Regions from separate parts of the Homo sapiens genome. Here region 2 is linked to region 1. Evidence: read pairs that join two places in POLR2A ChIA-PET (ENCODE). Cell type or tissue: PC-9. All regions are shown on one strand. Links, peaks and the distances in the headings refer to the core of each region. The heading gives the core; the rest is flanking DNA. Region 1 overlaps PAK1 (p21 (RAC1) activated kinase 1). Region 2 overlaps ACER3 (alkaline ceramidase 3).

Region 1 (2,918 bases), core at 171-2,670:
TCTTTTTTTTTTTTTTTTTTTTGAGACGGAGTCTCGCTCTTTCACCCAGGCCGGACTGCAGTGGCGCGATCTCAGCTCACTGCAAGCTCCGCCTCCCGGGTTCACGCCATTCTCCTGCCTGAGCCACCCCCGCGAGCAGCTGGGACTACAGGCGCCCGCCACCGCGCCTGGCTAATTTTTTGTGTTTTTAGTAGAGACGGGGTTTCACCGTGTTAGCCAGGATGGTCTCGATCTCCTGACCTCGTGATCCGCCTGCCTAGGCCTCCCAAAGTGCTGGGATTACAGGCGTGAGCCACCGCGCCCGGCGTGGGGCTCTTCTTTAGATTAGAAAGGTCCTGGTTTACAGTAGACAATGAGTATTTGTTTACTGAATGAGAAGGAGAAGCCAGAATTGCGAACAGCAAACCAGGGGTAAAGAACAGGTGTGAAGGCCCTGAGGAGAGACAGACTTTCTCAAACTCTGTAGAATAGAAAAAAAAAAAAAGGGATGAAAAGGAAAAAGGGAGAGAGAAAAAGAAAGAAGGAAAGAAAAAAAAGAAGGAAGGGAGGAAGGGAGGGAGGGAGTCAGCCAGCCAGCCAGCCATTGAGGTACAGGATTATTGGGTACATCTGTGGCTATAAGGTTTTTTGTTTGCTTTTTTTTTTTTTTTTTTAAAGTTAAGTTTGGCACCATGAACATCATTAATGGCCTTAGCAAGAGCAGTTATGATGAGGTTGTGGAGACAGGAGGGGAGTAGGCTGCAGAATAAATAGGAGGTAAGGTACTCGAAGTAGAAGTTGTAAATAGCTATTTTAAAAAGACTAGCTTTGAAGGAAAGCAGAGATAGGGTTTATCTAGAAGCTGACATGGGATCCCAGGAGCACTTTTTTTTTTTGGTGAAGAAAAGGAAAATTATTTTCCTTTAAGTAGAATGTTTGAATGATGCTTAGGGTAACTCAGTAGAAGGCAAAATTTAAAGATGCCATAAAGCGAGATTTCTAAAATGGGACCATGGGAAACAATCTAAAAACATGTGGAGGAGCAAGCGAAGAAGAGATGAGGCAAGAGAACAGAATGACTTCTTTCATTGTAAAAGAAGGGGCAAAGGAAGGAATGGGTACAAATCCAAGTAAATTCTAAGTAGGAATATGAAGCTTCTATTTCATCTGTGATATATGAGGCAAAGTCTGGAGGGTGGGGGCAGAGAGGTAAAGGGCAGAAAAAAAGTGGCAGAAGGAGAATAAGAGTAAAACTGAAGACAATTCTGAGGAAAAGCATGCAATTATTTCCAGAGATAGAAAACACAGGCAGAAAACTAGGCTTGTGGAAAAGGTAAATGAGTCAGTTGAATAGGCCAATTCCTGAAGAAATCATCAAAAGAAAGGCTGTAGTGGTTTTTTCAGTTTGCAAATGTCAAATCCTGTCAAGAGCCCATTAGGTCTTCTACCCTTTGATCCAGTAATCCCACCTATAGAAATTTATTCTAAAGAAGTAATCTTTGAAAGGAGAAAGCTATATGCAGTGCTATTGGGTAAAATTACAGTATAATTTATAATAGGAAAAGAAAAACCTAAAAACCTACACCTGATAGTTTTATGTGTCAACTTGGCTAGGCTATAGTCCCCAGTTATTCAATTAAACATTAATGTAGATGTTGCTGGGAAGGTATTTTGCAGATGTGGTTAACATCTACAATCAGCTGACGTTAAGTAAAGAATATTATCCTCCATAATCTGGATGGACTTCATCTAATCAGTTGAAAGGCTTTAAGAGCAAAACTGAAGTTTCTCTAAGAAAGAATTATTCTACTGGTTCTGTTTCTCCAGTAGAACATTGACTGACACAATAGTTTCGGGTAAATTATGGAACATCATCTTAAATTTTACAATGAAGACTAAAGAGTAACATGCGGGAATGTGTATAAGTCAAGAAAAAAGGGCAAACAACAAACTTAGGTCTACATTATGATTACAACTACATGTATGTTTATGTATGTTTACATACACCAAAAAAGGAAACAGAAAAGGGTTGTCAGGATGGCATCATAACTAAATTTTAAATTGATTCAAAAGTTTGTGAAACAAAGCCCTGTTATTTTTAATGGAACAAAGTCACATTATTCATGTTAAGCTTTATTAGAATAGTGTGGCACTTTAAAGAAACCCATACTAATCCAAAAGAAAACTGCGAATTTTGAAACATTGCCTTCGATAATACTAAAAAGAGCTGACCCACTAGAAGACAAATAGGCCTTCAAGGGTCTCAGTCCAATGCCATTTTTCAGTAACATGCAATTCCTCAGCTTAAAGGAAATGAAGAAAGATCCAGAGTAGCAAAGTAGCTGCTGATCAGCTTTAAGAATTTTCCACATCTTTTCGCCGGGCGCTGTGGCTCACGCCTGTAATCCCAGCACTTTGGGAGGCCGAAGCGGGTGGATCACAAGGTCAGGAGATCGAGACCATCCTGGCTAACACGGTGAAACCCCTTCTCTACTAAAAATACAAAAAAAAAAATTAGCCAGGCGTGGTGGCGGGCACCTGTAGTCCCAGCTACTGGGGAGGCTGAGGCAGGAGAATGGCGTGAACCCGGGAGGCGGAGCTTGCAGTGAGCCGAGATTGCTCCACTGCACTCCAGCCTGGGCAACAGAGTGAGACTCCGTCTCAAAAAAAAAAAAAATGTTCCGCATCCTTAGATAGCATCAGGACATACTTTCAACTTTTACTCAGGTCAGAGGCATTTGCACTGGGCAGCTACACATTTAGCACAGTAAGGTTTCTTCTCTCCTCTCTTCTCCTAATACCAGACATTGAAAGGATTTTTTTTTTTATGTTCTTTGAACTTAAGAAAATCAAATAACAGTTCTTAGTAAAGAAGTCATGTGGGCCAGGCACAGTGTCTCACACATGTAATCCCAGCACTTTGGGAGCCCAAGGCTGGC
Region 2 (2,918 bases), core at 277-2,776, 430 kb before region 1:
TTGAGTTGACTTCCAGAAAGTTGAGATCTTTTGACCATTTTTTCTCATGTCATATAAAATGTGCCACATGGTAGTTGTCAAGCTGTGGTAGTCATGTACACTTTTTTTCTTTTTTTTAACTTTCTAAAAGGAAAAGTTCAAAGTCCTTTCCACAGTTAGTCTTCGCTTCTTTTGGATTTTTCTTTTTAGAGCTAAATTATTCATACCAATGAATAAGTGAGTCTGTTCTAAGATATAGGGGCCATTATCTATTTTTGCTTAATGGACTCATGTGGCATTGTTCACTATCATGCCTTTCCATACTTGTAATATTTCTGAGTCACTTATTAATGTGACCAACAGATAAACTGTTCAAGCTAATACAGCATTTCCTAACTTCATAGTTGTCGCAGATGTTTGTTCTAGTAGCGATTATTTAATAAACATACATTGTACTGAATCTTACTAGCAACTAACTATTTTCAGGTAATCTCAGTCTGCTTATTCACTTTTTCCATTTGATTTGCTAATGCCACAATCATTTTTCTAGAAAATAGTAGGATAATGTATTTTTTCCTGTCTGCTATAATGGAGACTATATTTCTGCATTCATTACCTCTCATAGGTGAAAATATTAAATTAAATAATATTGTTTTGAATAAGACTACTGGTAGTGTTTCATCCCTGATTTATATTTTTAAAATCTATACATTCATATAAAGGCAGGGCTACCGTGTGTAATTATAGAGTTTACGTACTACACAAAGGCACCCAGTTGAGAGAGGAAGGAGGGTGAATGAGAGGCTGAAATCTAGCCTGTGCTCAGCCTGCCAAAGATAGGGTTACATCTCAGAGGACACATCTTTTCCCAGTTTGCTTAAGCTGGCAGTATAGGCCAGCAGCAAGCCTCTTCATGGAAATGACATCCAGTCATTATCCTGGGAATTCTTTGTCACTGGGCTCCTAACACTGTACTGCAGTACCTTTCTACTCCAAACCTGAGTATGTTACAAGGTTAAAAGCTAATAATTTTTTAATTAAACATTTATATCTTTAAATACTCAGTATCTTCAACTTTAGGAGCTGTGAAGTAAACACGAACCATCCAGCTTCACACAATGAAGAGGGACAGATCAGGAACAGAAAAAATGGTCCTGCATAAGCCATGTGTGTCTGTGGTTTATAACTTTTAACTGAAGTACCATCTACAAGATATAAAACAAATTAGAATTTCCCATAACTCACCTAGTTCCTCAAACCACAGCTTTTCAAATATTAGCTTTCTTAGCCAAGCCTGCTGGAATGGGTGGTTTTAGTCATTGCTGACCATATGGTTGATTCTTCAGCTAGTCCCTCCTTTGTGTGTCAGGGTGGGGCAGCCTTGCCTGGATGAACAGATGGATGCTAGCAAGAGGCGAAACAGGAATCTTTACCTGACAAAACACAGACATGAGTGTGCAAAGCCATTTGGGCTGTGCTTTGTGAAGGGAATGGCTGAAAAGGAGTTTGGATGGCTTTATTTCACCCTGAACAGTACACACCCGCCTAAGAAAGGCATCTGTCATTTGATTTAGCAAATTTTATGAACTTACTCTGGGCTTCTCTCTAGTGCAGTTCTGGGGTGGCCTTTTCAGCTCTTTTTTTCTTTCTTTCGCCCTGGACTGGAATGCAGTCTAACTCAAGTGGGTCTTCTTAGGTGACAGAGAAAACACGACCTGTCTCACTTGACAGGGTGGCCTAGTCCCAAAGTAAGGCTTGATTCTCAAAGGAAATGAGAAAGCAGAAAATGGGGGGATCCATTTATTGAGCCCTACTATGTGCCATCCATTCAATAAACTGGAAGGTCTGTTTTAGGTGCTAGGAGTACAATGAAAAATAAGACAGATACCTGCCCTCATGGCACTTAGTGTCTCAAAAGTAATTTTGCCAATTACATTTGGGATGAGTGTCATGAGGAAGGGTATAGAGAGTTCTCGGAGGGAATACGAGGGAGCTGGAGTAGGGAAGACATCCCTGAAGATGAATATCTACACCAAGAACTGAAGAACGAGAGGTATTAAGGAAAGTAGGGGAAAGGCCCTTTACAGCACAGGGAGCCAGAGGTGAGTTTCTGGAGAGATGGACTGGAATGACATCACATAGGGCTTTGAAAGCCATCTTACAAATTTGAATTTGGTTGTCCTGGTGCGGTGGCTCATGCCTGTAATCCCAACACTTTGGAAGACCAAGGTGGGAGGACTGCTTGAGGCCAGGAGTTCAAGACCAGCCTGGGCAACACAACGAGACCCCATCTCTACAAAAAAAATTTAAGTAGCCAGGTGTGGTGGCACTCACCTGTAGTTCCAGCTACTCAGGAGGCTGAGGTGGGAGGATCGCTTGAATCCAGGAGTTCCAGGCTGCAGTGAGCTTAAATCAACTGCACTCCAGCCTGGACAATAGAAACATCACCTTTGAAAGAAAAAAAAAGAATTTGAATTTGGAAAGCTCTGGAAAAGATGGAGGATGGATTAAAGGGAGCCAGTATGGATGTAGGGATACTAGATAGAGGAAGAATGGTGGATAGTGGCAGTGGAGATACGAACTCCAATATATCAGAGGTACATGGGAAGAAGGTTTAGGGTATTATAGAGTACACTTGGGATTTGCAGAGTTTGTAGACTGTGTGAGACATCCTGGCAGAGAGCTTAAAGATAATAAATGTCGATCTGGAGCTCAGCTGAGAGATCTGGGCTGAAGATGTAAATTTAAGAATGATGGGTCCGGGCACGGTGGCTCACGCCTGCAATCCCGGCACTTTGAGAGGCCAAGGTGGGTGGATCACGAGGTCAGGAGTTCGAGACCAGCCTGACCAACATGGCGAAACCCCGTCTCTACTAAAAAAAAAATACAAAAATTAGCCAGGCATGGTGGCACGCGCCTATAATCCCAGCTACTCGGGA

The links. Peaks named below come from ENCODE experiments on the same cell type or tissue, not always from the same donor. Only the 100,000 strongest peaks of a DNase experiment are listed, where the experiment ranks them.
Region 2: POLR2A ChIA-PET joins it to region 1 with 7 read pairs; 3 of 35 experiments call an interaction of 5 or more read pairs at or near these places.

What each region holds. Positions count from the first base shown.
Region 1 is chr11:77,459,689-77,462,606 of GRCh38, forward strand. All of the region lies in intron 1 of PAK1 (p21 (RAC1) activated kinase 1), which reads right to left. Among named protein-coding and RNA genes, the nearest start is that of PAK1, 13 kb to the right of the region's middle. In PC-9, for the core only: no CTCF peak of the experiment used is centred there; no DNase peak of the experiment used is centred there.
Region 2 is chr11:77,026,155-77,029,072 of GRCh38, forward strand. ACER3 (alkaline ceramidase 3) reads left to right here. Exons shown (of 11, transcript NM_018367.7): 11 at 1-643. The region is part of intron 1 of ACER3-AS1 (ACER antisense RNA 1); the gene reads right to left. Among named protein-coding and RNA genes, the nearest start is that of B3GNT6, 6.8 kb to the right of the region's middle. In PC-9, for the core only: no CTCF peak of the experiment used is centred there; a DNase peak (open chromatin) is centred at 1,287.